Regions from separate parts of the Homo sapiens genome. Here all the other regions are linked to region 1. A link is a contact called in ENCODE Hi-C or POLR2A ChIA-PET data. All regions are on one chromosome and are shown on one strand. The core of a region is the stretch at or near the end of the contact, and the rest is flanking DNA. Distances in the headings are between cores, read along the strand shown.

Region 1 (3,614 bases), core at 352-2,851:
GGAGGGACAGTGACTCCTGTGACCGGGCCTGGGGCCTCCTTATCCAACTTCACTCCTGCCACGAGCTCACAGAGTCCACATCATCGCCTCACTTTGCAGGTGGGGAAACTGAGGCACGGAGCAGCTGATGCCCAAGGTCCAGCAGCCATGCTGGTGGGCTGGGGAGGCGCTCAGACTCCAAGCCAGGCAGGCCGTGGGTCCGGCCGCCCCACAGCTGGTAATGCTGCACCTCCCTCTCCTGTGATGTGGCCCCAGGCCCCGACCCCGCTCAGGGGTGGTGGGAAGAGTCCTGGAGAGCAGGAGCAGTGCCGGAGCCCCCACTGCAGCTGGTCCCAGCCCCTGCAGAGATCCAGACGCTTGTTTTTTAAATACAGCAGCTCTGCGGTGCTTTTCCTTCCTCAAATCCAGCCTTTGAGGGTGACTGAGTAGGGGACGGGTGCTGCAGCCTCTGCGGGGATTCCCTCCCCTCACCCTCCTGGCAGCCCCGGGGCGGCTCACTTCCTCTTCACCATGAGCCCCCACCCCTTCCCTGGGGCTTACACCCTTGGCCTGGCACTGCCCTGGCCGCGCCCCTTGCAAGTTCCTGCTCTGGCCTGACCCTGCTTCCCCCGACCCCAGGGCTCCAGGTCCCCCTCCTGGTGCCTCTGCACCCCCCACTCTGCTCCAAGGAGACGACACACTGTGAAAAGTGCCTCTCTATGGGGGGGTGCCTTGCCCTCCCCCGTCGCTGCCCCCTCCAGAAGAGTGCTGACGTGCTGAATGGGCCTGCAGAGACCCCCTTACTCTAAGCCTGGCTGGGGGCTACCCTGGCCTTGGGGGCGGCTGGCAGGGCTGTGACCCCACCTTGGCCTTGGACGGTCCTGAGTCAGCAGAGCAGCTGCCTGGGGGGTGTGGACAGTGATGGGGATGGCGGGAGGATGGAGGGCCCTCACCGTCACGTGGCCTGACCCCCGTCTGGGTGGCTGTGGTCCTCCCTGAGCACCCACCATGTGCCCACCCACTTCTCATAGGACGGCATAGGCCCCTCTTCTGAACGAGGAAGCTGAGACTCTGGGGTGGGGCGGGGGGGTCGTGACGGAACAGGCTGCGGGCAGAGGCTGCTGGCCTCCTTCCTGCCCGGCTGACTCAGAGGCTTGGGGCCTTCTGCCCTGGCCCCGACGCTGTCCCCGCCTGCAGCTGGCATCGCCTCCCCACAGAGCTGGTGGGGCCCCGGGGGCAGAGGTGTGGCTGGACCCAGGGGTCGGACAGACCCATGGATACAGCTGTGGGGGCCCTGCCAGGGCTTGGGGAGTCCCCATTAATGTTCATATGTCCCTGTGTGTGGAGCGGGGTGGGAGTGGGGGCTAAGTGGGCATCGGGGAGAGCAGAGGAGCAAGAAGTGGGGTGGGGAGGAAGCCCGGCTCCTCCCGAGGCCTCGACCTCTCCATCTGACAAATGGGAACAAAGGTAAATGCAGTCCCCGGGTGCTGGAGGTCAGGGGGTGTTTTGGAAGGTGCACAGGACAGCGCATCTGGCCCCTTCCTCTTCCAAGCTGAGGGAGGGACGTTTCTCTGCCCTCAAAAGGGGAAGCAGGCCCAGCAGTGTCTTAGGGGAATGAGGCAGCCTGACCTCTTCCATCCACCGCCCCCCCACCCCCCAGAAGGTGACTCACCCGGCAGGGGAGGTGAAGTCATTCCTCCCCCAGGTACATTCTGGGGACAGCTGTGTCCCACCCACCAGTGGTGCCATCACATCAGATTAGAGGTCTGGTCAGAAAGGGGCCTGGCTGGTCCCTGGGGCTCCATGTCCCCCCAGTCTAGCCCAGCCAGGCCCCCTTTCCCAAACTTCTGATCATTAATGGGGCTTTCAAAACAAGTAAAACTGCAACCACAGGGGCTGCAGGGCGCTCAGCGAGGGTGGCAGACCTCAGCCGCCACCCCTGCTTCCGTTCTGCCAGGCGAGTGCCTGGGGAGCCCCAAGGCTGCTTGGGGTCTGGGAGGGGCTGCTAGGGTGGGGCGCCTCCCCACTCAGTTGAAAGGAACTTCCCTTCCACTGGGGCCATCAGGGCCAACTTCCTGGAAGAGGTGCCTCTGAGCTGAAGCAGGAAGGCTTTGTCAAGATGGAGTAGGGAGAGAAGGGGCCTTCCAGGTCTCAGCACAGCCTGGGCAAAGGTGCAGAGGTGGGATCCACTGGGAGGACTGGAAGCCTGGGAAGGAGGGCAGGCAATGCAGTTGGGTCTCTTGATCCCCCCTCCCCAATCACAGACAACTAGGGCTCTCCACAGGCTCAGAGGGGCCAGGGCCAGGCTGCTATGTGACTTCAGCCATTCTTGCCGGGTGGGCCTGGGGTCAGAGGGAAAGCAGGGACCAGGGCCAGATCCATCTTCGAGTCTGTCAGAACAATGGGCAAGTCTTGTTCCCTGCTGGGTCCATGTGCCCACACAGCCTCAGCCTTCTTAGATATTCTGCAGGGTGACCCCCTGCTTCTGAGCCCAGAATTGGACACACAGGAAGGCCCTTGGGGCCAGGCGTGGTGGCTCACAGCCGGGCTGTGCCCTCTGCCTGGAGCCGCAGCCTGGATGCCTCCCACCCCACATTTAGGCTTCAGGCCCCACAGCTGCCTCTTCCCAGAACCCTCCCGGCACGCACTTCGGCGACTCTTACAAGTACCTGTTCAGCGTCAGCCTTCGCCCAGGAGTGCAGGCTGGGGACGAGGGCAGTGGCCACCTCTGCCGGTCCTGTCAGCACCTAGTGCAATGTCCAGCCCACCGTGGGCACTCAACGCAGGCGGCTGTGCTGCCGCAGGTCACAGCACCAATCAGACACCCCCATCCCCACACACACCCTGCACCGGCCCACGCGGCCATCACACTCGGAGCACACGCGCTCCGATGTGGCTGCACTGTTGGCACACGCACAGGCGCGCACGTGGGCGCATACACGCCGGGGCGCCCTGACCTCCCCGCACGCCCTCCCGCAGCCGCCCCGGCCTCTGTCCCCACGCGTGTCACACACGGCTGGGTGTGCTCGCTCACGCCGTCCCGCGACGTTGCTCCAGCCGGTGCCCGGAGCTCGATCGGGAGAGCTGCTGTTGGCCGCCTCTGCCTGCCAGCGTTTGCCAAGCGGTTTCCATGGTGACACATCTTGGCTCCGACAGGAACCAAGGAGTGTGGGGAAGAGGGTCCCCACGGAGGGGGCGAGGCGAGGCAGGAGGTCTCTGCGTCTTCAGGCTCCCGGCAGGCATGGGGGGCTCCACGAGTGCAGACACCCCCCAATCCCAAGCCAGGCTTGCACCCCGAGAAGGAGGCTCTGGGCTGGTCCCTCTGGGCTGCCTGGCACAGGGACTGACTTAGGTCAGTCAGTCATTCAACAAACTTTCTGGAAGAGCCACTCTGTGCTCACAGCCGGGTCTACGATGCTGCCCAAGACGTGGTCTCGCAAGAGGCTCGGAGTCGAATCCTGAGGCTAAACTGACGTCCCGCCACCCTACTGAAGGCCCCATCTAGCAGGTTGGTCCGTGGCTGCGTAAGCACCAAGGCCCACCAAGCACTTTCTCAAAGGGGGGCTCCCCTCTGTGGTAGATCAGTTACAAACGTGTCCCCGATGCCCCACTCCTCCCTGAATCACCACGCCCTT
Region 2 (3,614 bases), core at 497-2,996, 230 kb after region 1:
CAAACAAACAAACAAACAAAAACATAGGAGAGGATCTGTGTGATCTTGGGTTAGGAAAAGATTTCTGTGCTGTCAGAATTCTAAGATGAGCCTCGATGACAGACGCCCCTGTCTTTCCCTGGAGTGTGGAAGGGACCTGAGAATATGATGGAACATCACTTTTGTGATTTGGTTACTTTAAGTTAGTCAAAGAGGAGGTGCTCTTGGGCCAGGTATGGTGGCTCATGCCAAGGTGGGAGGATCCCTTGAGCCCAGGCCATTTGAGGTTGGTCTGGGTAACACAGTGAGACCTCATCTCTATTAAAAATTTAAAAAGTAGCCGGGTGTGGTGGCACATGCCTGTAGTTCCAGCTACTCAGGAGGCTGAAGTGGAAGGTTCTCTTGAGCTGGGGAGTTCGAGGCTGCAGTGAACCGTGATTGTGCCAGTGGCACTCCAGTCTGGGCAACAGAGCGATACTCTGTCCCAAGGCGGGGGAAAAAAGGAGGTGACCTTGGCAGGCCCGATCTAATCAGGTGGGCCTTTTTTTTTTTTTTTTTTTTTTTTGAGACGGAGTCTTGCTCTGTCACCCAGGCTGGAGTGTAGTGGCACGATCTTGGCTCACTGCAAGCTCTGCCTCCCGGGTTCACGCCATTCTCCTGCCTCAGCCTCCCAAGTAGCTGGGACCGCAGCGCCCGCCACCATGCCCGGCTAATTTTTTGTAGTTTTAGTAGAGACAGGGTTTCGCCATGTCAGGTGGGCCTTTTAAAAGAGGTGCTCTCCTGCTGACCTAGAAGAAAGCACACAGCCGTGTTATGAGGAGGAGCCACGTGGCAAGGAAGTGAGGGCACCCCTAGGAGCTGCCAGCTAGTAAGAAAATGGGACATCAGTCAGAGGACTGCAAGGAAATGAACTCTGCCAGTACCAGTGAGCTTGAAAAAGGATGACAAGCCTTAGATGGGAACGCGGCCAGGTGCACCAGCCTGCGAGGTTCCGAGCAGAGCACGTGGCGAACTCTGGATGCCCAGGCTGCTGACCCAAGCACATTGGGAGATCATTACATCTGTGCCGTTTTAAGTTGCTAATTGGTGGTAATCTTTTCATCCAGCAACAAAAAACCTTTAGTACTTCTTAGGGCAAAATAACCATGAAGCATAAAGGAAAATGTCATCTTCCCTGCACATTCTCAGCCCCAGGGACCTCTTGCACTTAGTACGTACTGAACGCTTGCTGAGTCAATGAAGACATGTGTTTTTTCAAACCTGACTTTTTAAATGGCAGCTTAAATATTTTTTCCTTTAATAGCTTAGTGGTTCTCTGACTCCTGTTCGCTGTCCCCACATCAGAATAGCAATAATAAGGAATGATTCTTCCCTCCCCCTGCAAATGTAGCTGCCTGGTTAACACAGAACACAAGCTCTACAGACCTAATAAATGTCTGGAAAACCTCTTGCTTGGGGATGAGTCACTCCCTAACTCAAAACCAACAGGATGAGTCAGCAGCTGTTGCTTCAGGCTCTTTATGGAAAGCCCCTCTATTTTTACTATCCTATTCTTAAACAAAGACAAAAACCCAAAAACTCAACATCTCCCCAACTATCGATGCTTACAGTATTAGAAATGAAAACTCAGAGCTTTTAAGAAAACAAGGCTTTAGGGCCGGGTGCAGTGGCTCACACTGTAATCCTAGCACTTTAAGAAAACAAGGCTCTGCAAACACTTATCTCATTCGCCATCCAAGTGATGACATCCTCATACGTCGTGTGGCCTCTGAAAAGCTCCAATGCAGGCTTGCACATGAAAGAGGGTGTAAAGGGCAGACAGTGTCTCAGCAGTTTCATGTGTTCTGTGCTGTCAGGGTTCTAAGACGAGCCTCAATGACACACGCCCTGTGCAATTTCTTCCCCTGCAGCGTGGGAGGAAGCTGGAGTGTGATGGAACGTATCTCCTGTGATTGGGCGACTTTCAGCTAAGCCAAAGGGAGGTGATCTTGGTGGGCCTGATCTAATCAGGGGAGCCTTTCAAGGAACCTGGGGGAACCCCTGAAAGGGTCTCGGGGGCCCCCACAGCACACTTGGAGGAACCCCTGTGCTAGAGAGGTTGGTGCCTGTGTAGCAGCGTGCCCCTAACAGCAGAGTCACAGCCCTAGGCTGGAAGCCACCAGTGCCCACCTCTGGTTCAGTGGATAATCAAGTGCAGTTTACTCATCTAATAGAACACCACAGAAGAATGGATATGAGAGGGTTATCACCGCATGTATCAACATGATGGGTCTCTGCTGGGCGCGGTGGCTCATGCCTATAATCCCAGCGCTCTGGGAGGCCGAGGTGGATCACCTGAGGTCAGGAGTTCGAGACCAGCCTCCTGATATGGTGAAACACCGTCTCTACTAAAAATACAAAAACTAGCGGGGCGTGGTGGTGGGCGCCTGTAATCCCAGCTACTGGGGAGGCTGAGGCAGGAGAATCACTTGAACCCAGGGGGCGGAGGTTGCAATGAGCCGAGATTACACCATTGCACTCAGCCCTGGGCCACAGAGCAAAACACTGTCTCAAAATAAATAAATAAATAAATAAATAAATAAATAAATAAATAAATAAATAAAATAAAAATAAAAACCCCATGATGGATCTCAAAATATAACGCTGAAGAAATAAGTCATAAAATGGTTATACTGTCCTTATTTACATGAAGTTAAAACACAGGCAAAAGGAAACAAAGCGCTAGCTGTAAGAACTCACACCTACCTTGCACTTCCTATGTGCCTGCACTGTTCTAAGGGCCTCCCCCATATCACCTTCATTCTCACAATACTCACGGTGTGTTATTACTGTTCTGTCCATGTGACAGATGGGAAGACTGAGACAAAGTGGTTAAATAACATGCCCAAGTGGTAAGTTACTACTGTTTAGGAATAGGTGGTAAAAAGACAAGTAAAAGGAAAGGAATAATTAGCCAAATACTAGAATAGTGGTGACGCTGGGGTGGCGGTAGTGGCTCACATGGGGTTTATGAATTACTGTTGATGTTTTTCATCTGAGTGGCAGGTTCAGAGGTGTTTGTTCATGCTGTTTCACGCTGTGCCTATTTTTTCAGACCCTCTTCTGTAGTCATACAGGATAGGAGAGAGATGTATACACTTCAGAATTTTAAAAAGAGCAAAAGAGAAAAAACACAGACTGAAGGCCATGAAAAAAACTGTCCTTAGGGCTGGGCCGCTCCCTCCAGGCAGTTTCTGCAACGGGTGCAGATGCCGTCCAATGCGATTGTCCGCCCCCGTCTCAGAGCCCCACGGCCAGCTGAGGTCCTTTGAAAAGCTCCGCTCCCTGCTTTCTGCCACCTGCTCCTGCCAAGCAGGCTGTGTAGGCTGGAAGCCACCAGTGGCTTTGTCACATGACCACAAATGCATAAAAATGACAGGAACACTCAGTTTTAAAAGTATTTTTTAAAATATGAAAACACTAGGATGTCAAGGTTGAGGAACTGAAGGTCAAGAGCTCCAAGGCCTCTGTTGGCAATGTGTAGCTTGGATGTGTGGACAAAGAGAGCCCCACGTGATGGACGTGCTTTCTTCCCATCGCCCGCCTCTGCCTGGGGAAGGAGTGGAGATTGAAGACACACCCAACGCGTGCAGAGT
Region 3 (3,614 bases), core at 389-2,888, 220 kb before region 1:
ATCTCTTCTCTGGCAGCTAGGACCACAGGAAGGAACATCCAGAAATAAGGGGCACCCTCCTGTATTCCTTCTAATGTTTAGCCTCGTTTGTTTTGTTTTGTTTTGTTTTTTTTGAGGCGGAGTCTCGCTCTGTCGCCCAGGCTGGAGTGCAGTGGCGCTATCTCGGCTCACTACAAGCTCTGCCTCCCGGGTTCACGCCATTCTCCTGCCTCAGCCTCCCGAGTAGCTGGGACTACAGGCGCCCGCCACCGCGCCTGGCTAATTTTTTTTGTATTTTTAGTAGAGACAGGGTTTCACCGTGTTAGCCAGGATGGTCTTGATCTCCTGACCTCGTGATCCGCCCGCCTCGGCCTCCCAAAGTGCTGAGATTACAAGCGTGAGCCACCGTGCCCAGCCATGTTTAGCCTCATTAACCCAAATCCCTTAAAGAGAAATACAAGAGGCCAGGCGCGGTGGCTCACGCCTGTAATCCCAGCACTCTGGGAAGCTGAGGTGGTTGGATCACCTGAGGTCAGGAGTTCGAGACCAGCCTGGCCAACATGGTGAAACTCCGTCTCTACTAAAAATACAAAATTTAGCCGAGTGTCATGGTGGATGCCTGTAATCCCAGCTACTCAGGAGGCTGAGGCAGGAGAATCGCTTGAACCCGGGAGGCGGAGGTTGCAATGAGCCGAGATCGCACCATTGCACTCCAGCCTGAGTGACAGTGAGAATCTGTCTCAAAAAAAAAAAAAAAAGAAAAGAAAAGAAAAAGAAAAAAGAAAAAGACAGAAATACAGGCCAGGCACGATGGCTCATGCCCGTACTCCCAGCACTTTGGGAGGCCAAGGCAGGAGGACCGCTTGAGGCCAGAAGCTCCAGACCAGCCTGGACAACATAGCAAGATCCCATCTCTACAAAAATAAAAAAAATTACCGGGCGTAACTGCACGCGCCCGTAGTCCCAGCACTTTGGGAGGCTAAGGCGGAGGATCACTTGAAAGAGAGAGAAAAGCAGCTACACATCTATAGATTCGGTTCACAGATGAGAAAACAGAGGTCCCGAGAGGTGAAATTACTGGCCCAAGACCACACAACCGACAGGAGCTTGGGAGAGAGGATGTGGCTAGGAAAGGCGCCCAAGTCCGGGGAAGTGGCCCCCAGTGCCATCGCTCAGCGTGACCAGGCAGGGCAGAAGAGCAGGGCACCAGGAACGGGGCGAGGAGGAAACTGTCCCCGAGGACGCCTCTGAGAGCCCCGGGAAAGCGCCTCGGAACGCGGCCAGCTGTAACCTGGACAGGGCTCTCCCGGCGCAGGAGGGCAGGGGACCCCGAGGGACGGAGGCGCGAGAGAGCACGGGGACCCCCAAAGGACAGGCGCGCAGGAGGGCAGGGGGACCTCCGAGGGACTGGGGCGTGGGGCCGAACGCGGGGCGCGGGGGCAGGAAACGAGTCGGGGACCAAGCGCGGCGGCTGAGCCCCGTCCGCCGGGGGTGGTCGGGCCGCGCGCCCTGGGCAGGTGGGGGCTACCGCCGCCCCACGCCCTACCTGACGCCGGGGGATCCGCCTCCTCGTCAGCCTCCGCCTCAGCTGCCGCCCCGACTGCAGCCGCGGGCAGCGGGTCCATCGCGCGGCCAGTCATGTGAGCCCGCGCTCCCACGTGACTTCCTCCCGCGCCACCCGGCCGCGCAGCCCTGCCGCGCCGCGCCCTCGCCCCGCCCACACCCCGCCTGGTCACGCCCCCTCCCCCGCGCGCCACGCCCACAGTCCGCCCCTGCGGGCCCGCCGCGCTCCTCGCCCGGCCTCGCCACGCCTACAACCCGCCTAGCCACGCCCACATGCCCCTCCCCGTCCACGTGGACACGGAGCCTGCTGGTGGCGCAGGTTACCTCCCCTCAGGTTGGACCTCCGGACTCGCAGGTGCACTACCTCAGGCGCAAGCCTGCACCCACCGCACCCTCATTCACTCCCATCTCTCCTCGCCCAGTCACGCCCTTGTTCGCTCATTCACCGGTTACACTGGGGTTTTCTGACTCGCACTTCCTCATTCATCCACTCACCCACTCATTCGCTCACCCACGCACTGCATCCTGCATTCATTCATTCACCCACTCACTCACTGCATCCTACATTCATTCATCCACTCACACACTCACTCACCGCATCCTGCATTCATCCAGCCACTCACTCACTCACTGCATCCTGCAATCATTCACCCACTCACTCACTGCATCCTGCATTCATTCATTCACCCACTCACTCACTGCATCCTGCATTCATTCATTCACCCACTCACTCACTGCATCCTACATTCATTCATCCACTCACACACTCACCGCATCCTGCATTCATCCAGCCACTCACTCACTGCATCCTGCATTCATTCATCCAGCCACTCACTCACTGCATCCTGCATTCATTCATTCACCCACTCACTCACTGCATCCTGCATTCATTCATTCACCCACTCACGCACTGCATCCTGCATTCATTCACCCACTCACCCACTCACTCACTGCATCCTGCATTCATTCATTCACCCACTCACCCACTCACTCTCTGCATCCTGCATTCACTCATTCACTCACTTATTGCATCCTGCATTCATTCACCCACTCACCCACTCACTCACTGCATCCTGCATTCATTCATCCACCCACTCACTCATGCACTGCATCCTGCATTCATTCATCCATTCACTCACTCACTCACTTACTGCTTCTTCATACGTTCATTCACCCACTCACTCACTGCATCCTGCATTCATTCATCCACCCACTCACTCATGCACTGCATCCTGCATTCATTCATCCATTCACTCACTCACTCACTTACTGCTTCTTCGTACATTCATTCACCCACTCACGCACTGCATCCTGCATTCATTCATTCACCAACCCACTCACTGCATTCTGCATTCATTCAGTCACTCACTCACTGCATCCTGCATTCATTCATTCACCCACTCACTCACTTACTGCATCCTACATTCATTCATTCACTCACTGCATCCTGCATTCATTCATTCACCCACTCACTCACTTACTGCATCCTGCATTCATTCACTCACTCACTAACTGCATCCTGCATTCATTCACTCACTCACTAACTGCATCCTGCATTCATTCATCCACCCACTCACTCACTCACTGCATCCTGCATTCATTCATCCACTCACTCACTCACTGCTTCTTCATACATTCATTCACCCACACTCACTGCATCCTGCATTCATTCACCCACTCACTCACCCACTCACTGCATCCTGCATTCATTCATCTACCCACCCACTCACTCATGCACTTCATCCTGCATTCATTCACCCACTCACTCACTCACTGCATCCTGCTTTCATTCACGCAACCACTCACTCACTGCACCCTGCATTCATTCACCCACTCACTCACTGCATCCTGCATTCACTCACCCACCCACTCACTCACTGCATCCTGCATTCATTCATTCACCCACTCACTCACTCTGCATCCTGAATTCATTCACACAACCACTCACTCACTCACTCACTGCATCCTGCATTCATTCACCCACCCACTCACTGCATCCTGCATTCATTCATTCACTCACTCACTCACTCATGCACTGCATCCTGCATTCATTCACGCAACCACTCACTCAC
Region 4 (3,614 bases), core at 293-2,792, 180 kb after region 1:
TGCCCGGCCTTACCGAGGGTTCTTGTGATGGCATCAGGCTCAGCTGGCTGCTGCAGAAAAACGCCTCCATCCCAAGATCTTTAATCATCTGCAGCCCCTTTGGCTGTGGGGACTCACAGGTCCCAGGGCTGAGACGTGGACTCTCTGGGGCTGTCGCTCAGCTGCTGAGGTGGCTTCTCCTTCCTGGGGCTGCAAGCGCCAGTCTTGTTGGCCCGGCTGCCTCTCCAGCGTCCCCACTGGGCTGTCCATGGCCTTTGACTTACCATGTCCTGATCTCCAAATGGCCCTGGCTGTCACTCCACATCATGCAGTACTGTGTGCCCTCAGGTCACACCAAACGCTGGTGGCCCACACCTGACTTGGGAAGGGGCAGGGCCCAGGCAGAGGAAGAGGATGACGGGGTGCCAGCCTGAGCCTGGAAGATGGGGGTCCCCGGCTGCCTCCTGACCCCATCCTCTGGCCCTCTCCCCGCAGACGGCATCCTGTCCTTCTTGAAGAACAACAAGCCAGGGGACGCGCTGTGTGTGCTGGGCCTCACACTGTCTGACCTGTACCCCCATGAGGCCTGGAGCTTCACCTTCAGCAAGTTCCTTCCAGGGCACGGTGAGCCGGGGCCCCAGCAGCTGTGCGTGGGGGGTAGCCTGGCATGGGGCTGTGGCCTCCGTGGCTGCAGGGCACCCTCTTTGCTTTTGCTTCAAGCACCCTCCTGGTGGAAGTCAACACCTGTGCATGGGAATAGATGGCCCCTTCCAGCTCCTCCTGAGGAATGGCATAGGGGCTGTTCCTCAGCTGTGGCGTCTGCCCCAGGGCCCAACTTCATGTGGGCAGGACAGGGCCTCCCAGGACTGGTATGTCTTTGGGCCATGGCCAGCTTGCATGAGAGCATGAGGTGGGTTTGACGGTGGGCCCCCCAGAGCCAAGGCTGACCCCTGAGAGTGCCCTTCTCTCCATCTCTCTCCAGAAGTGGGCGTCTGCAGCTTCGCCCGGTTCTCAGGGGAATTCCCGAAGTCGGGGCCCAGCGCCCCTGATCTGGCCCTGGTAGAGGCAGCAGCAGACGGCCCCGAGGCCCCCCTGCAGGACAGGGGCTGGGCCCTGTGCTTCAGTGCCCTGGGGATGGTTCAGTGCTGCAAGGTGGGTGGGGGCTCTGGGGCTGGTAAGAGGGGACAGGAGGGTGCTGTCTGAGCCCTTGGTGCCTCGGTCTGTTACACTGCCCCATCCTCACAGTGAAGTGGATGGACCCCTAACTCTATGGAATGAGGAAAGCAAGGCTACACAGCTATGAAGCAGCAGGGGAGGGATTAGAGCCCCAAGCCCCTATCCTGTGTGGCCTCCCACCCTGACTCACCTTTCCCCTGGGGCCCTGAAAGTGGCCTGTGCCGCCTGGGGCAGGGGGAGGGCGCCTGGACCACCTCCCGGCCATCTGGCCTCACCCAGGTCCTCATTTTGGTCCTGCTGGGGCTGCCTGGGGATCTGCCGGATGCAGGGGCAAGGCAGTGAGGCAAGGTGCTTGGTGGCCTTCCCCCCAGGTCACGTGCCACGAGCTCTGCCACCTTCTGGGCCTGGGGAACTGCCGCTGGCTCCGCTGCCTCATGCAGGGTGCGCTCAGCCTGGACGAGGCCCTGCGGCGGCCCCTGGACCTCTGTCCCATCTGCCTGAGGAAGCTGCAGCATGTCCTGGGTTTCAGGCTCATCGAGAGGTACCAGGTGAGTGGCTGAGTTGCGCTGCCCGGCTGCTGGGACCTGCGCTCCGGAGGCCCGCGAGCGCCGCCTGGAGGCTACGCAGGGCATGGGGACCGCACACAGGCTTTGTCAACTGCCGGGTTCCAGGCAGTGCAGAGCCCTGGGACCTGCGCTGGGGTTGAGCTCCATCCGGATCTCACTGGCAGTAGATCGAGTCCTGCCAGGGCCCGCGTGTGGTGGCTGTGACTGGGAGGTTGCAGCGGGGTCGAGTGGGGACGAGGGCTTTTCTCCCTCTGTCAGGAAGAGCTGGCATTGGAGCCCAGCCGGCGGGTGGCACGGTCTTCCCAGGGTAACTTTCTCTTTGCTTTCCCGTCACCCACACTTGGGTCACTGCTGCTCAGAGGAGGCACAGGCCCCTTGCGAGGAGGTGGGAGCTGACACAACAAGGCTTGTTGGAGGTGGCCTCCATTCCTAACTCCCTCTGTCGCCTGGGTGGGGTTGCCGAGCAAAGGGCTCGTCCGTATTCATGGACATTTGTTTGCAAGCTCAAAAGCTTTACTCTGAGTTCTGAGTGCAAAGGCAGGTGGTGGTAATTTTTCTTCAAACCCAGCTTTGGACTACAACCAGTTATAAGGTGCTCACTGCGTACAGGCACCAGAGCAGTCAATGAAACCGCGCTGGAAAGCCCCTGCATCCTCCTCCCGCCCGTTGAGGCAAGTGGGGGTGTGGTTCCCGGACCGAGCCTGTCAGAATCCCCTGCAGGGCCTAGCTGGGCCCTCCTTCCTTCTGGGGTAGAGTGAGGAGCTGTATCTTGCAGGGTCCTGGGTGACACTGAACTAGAGGCCGTGGCATTTCTAGCTCACAGTGCTGGAATCTCTCTGCAGGGATCCTCTCTGAAGACTCTGGCAGTCAAGGGAAGGTGAAGGGGGCACAGAGGAAACAGCTTTTCCAAGTGTAAGGAGAAGAGCCTGTGACTTGGGGGGAACCCAGGCGCAGCCATGGCTGAGGGTAGGAGCATCTCCCGAGGGTACAGGTGGCGTGATGGCTGGTCAGCACCTGGTGATGCCTTGTAAAGGTTGCTGCTGCCAGCTGTGCCCCGTCAAGGGGCAGCTCTTAGTACCTTCCTGAGGCTGTGTAACAGGCACAGGGGCAGCTTGGTCTGCAGAAAGGGTTGAGAGCTCTCATTTGATGCCTTCACCTGGGGTCTTGTGCAACCATCTGACATGAACTTTTAGAAAGTGTATGCCCCTCCCTACACGTGCTGACCTGGCATAGCCTGGATCCACCTGGATCTGAGCTGGAGGGTGTAGCTCCTCCTCCTGCCCAGAGCTCTCTCCGTTCCGTGAGCACCATCTCCTGAGGCTGTGGAGGGAAGAGGGCCAGGGCAAAGGCACTCCAGGGTGGCCTGGCCCTCCTGGCTGTTGTAGGGAGGGCAGTGGTGTGGATGTGAGGTCACCTGCTGTCCCAGGGCTTGGGGAGGTGCTGGAGAGCTGACCAAGGGCCTGGCCAGAAAAGGTCACTGCTGTCCACTGACAGCAATCAGTGAAATGCCTCTTGAAGAAAGCCTGACTTGTTGTGGTCTCTGCCACTTCCTGTGGTGTAAACAGTCTCACGATGGCTGATGTGAGCTCCCAATGTGATGTCAGTGAGTGCTGAGTTGGGAACAGATGTGCAGTGGGACCTTGTTAAACTGTGTGTCCCCTGTACAGATGCAGGAGAGGAGACTAACCTTGAGAGCAGAGGTGAGAGTGAAATGGAGAAAACATTTAGGAAGTGAGTTTCAAGTACTGCCTTTGCTTTACATTTTTTTCCCCCTGGTGGTCTCACTATGTTGCCCAGGCTGGTCTTGAACTCCTGGTTTCAAGTGATCCTCCTGCCTCTGCCTCCCTGTGCTGGGATTACAAGCGTGAGCCACCATGCCCACACCTTTGCTTT

What was found. Hi-C counts contacts between places; a loop is a spot of excess contacts on that map. ChIA-PET counts read pairs that join two places held with the same protein, here RNA polymerase II (POLR2A). Pooled maps may share reads with other maps.
Region 2: a loop to region 1 is called in a pooled map, with 12 times the contacts of the local background. The contact joins two enhancer-like sites. A Hi-C loop is called at or near these places in 7 of 50 pooled maps. POLR2A ChIA-PET finds 5 or more read pairs at or near these places in 2 of 52 experiments (K562 and activated CD8-positive, alpha-beta memory T cell).
Region 3: a loop to region 1 is called in a map of B cell, with 7 times the contacts of the local background. The contact joins the promoter of SNX8 here to the enhancer-like site in region 1. A Hi-C loop is called at or near these places in 3 of 168 maps with a recorded cell type or tissue (B cell, CD4-positive, alpha-beta T cell and PC-9) and 5 of 50 pooled maps. POLR2A ChIA-PET finds 5 or more read pairs at or near these places in 5 of 52 experiments (B cell, H1, WTC11 and 2 more).
Region 4: a loop to region 1 is called in a map of B cell, with 3 times the contacts of the local background. The contact joins two enhancer-like sites. A Hi-C loop is called at or near these places in 1 of 168 maps with a recorded cell type or tissue (B cell) and 7 of 50 pooled maps. POLR2A ChIA-PET finds 5 or more read pairs at or near these places in 12 of 52 experiments (A549, B cell, CD4-positive, alpha-beta memory T cell and 9 more).

The regions. Positions count from the first base shown.
Region 1 is chr7:2,528,775-2,532,388 of GRCh38, forward strand. It overlaps a transcript of LFNG not described here. Among named protein-coding and RNA genes, the nearest start is that of MIR4648, 3.5 kb to the left of the region's middle. RefSeq lists enhancers at 1-569, 570-1,543, 1,975-2,124, 2,519-3,491 and silencers at 575-634, 1,155-1,254. Within about 2 kb of position 1,602, at least 23 of the 41 ENCODE cell types and tissues checked have a DNase peak (open chromatin) inside an H3K27ac peak, as active enhancers do; they include B cell, CD4-positive, alpha-beta T cell, GM12878 and 1 more, where a contact is called at or near this core.
Region 2 is chr7:2,756,610-2,760,223 of GRCh38, forward strand. All of the region lies in intron 2 of GNA12 (G protein subunit alpha 12), which reads right to left. It also overlaps a transcript of AMZ1 not described here. Among named protein-coding and RNA genes, the nearest start is that of AMZ1, 70 kb to the left of the region's middle. RefSeq lists an enhancer at 1,379-1,668. Within about 2 kb of position 1,747, at least 37 of the 41 ENCODE cell types and tissues checked have a DNase peak (open chromatin) inside an H3K27ac peak, as active enhancers do.
Region 3 is chr7:2,312,803-2,316,416 of GRCh38, forward strand. SNX8 (sorting nexin 8) reads right to left here and starts at 1,639. Exons shown (of 11, transcript NM_013321.4): 1 at 1,526-1,639. The coding sequence starts at 1,619. RefSeq lists silencers at 1,315-1,554, 1,655-1,924 and enhancers at 1,743-2,243, 2,244-2,744.
Region 4 is chr7:2,708,114-2,711,727 of GRCh38, forward strand. AMZ1 (archaelysin family metallopeptidase 1) reads left to right here. Exons shown (of 7, transcript NM_001384743.1): 4 at 475-603; 5 at 962-1,131; 6 at 1,527-1,703. Among named protein-coding and RNA genes, the nearest start is that of AMZ1, 22 kb to the left of the region's middle. RefSeq lists enhancers at 1,431-1,530, 1,450-2,145, 2,291-2,510, 2,521-2,570, 3,211-3,370 and a silencer at 1,691-1,850. Within about 2 kb of position 1,543, at least 4 of the 41 ENCODE cell types and tissues checked have a DNase peak (open chromatin) inside an H3K27ac peak, as active enhancers do; they include B cell and GM12878, where a contact is called at or near this core.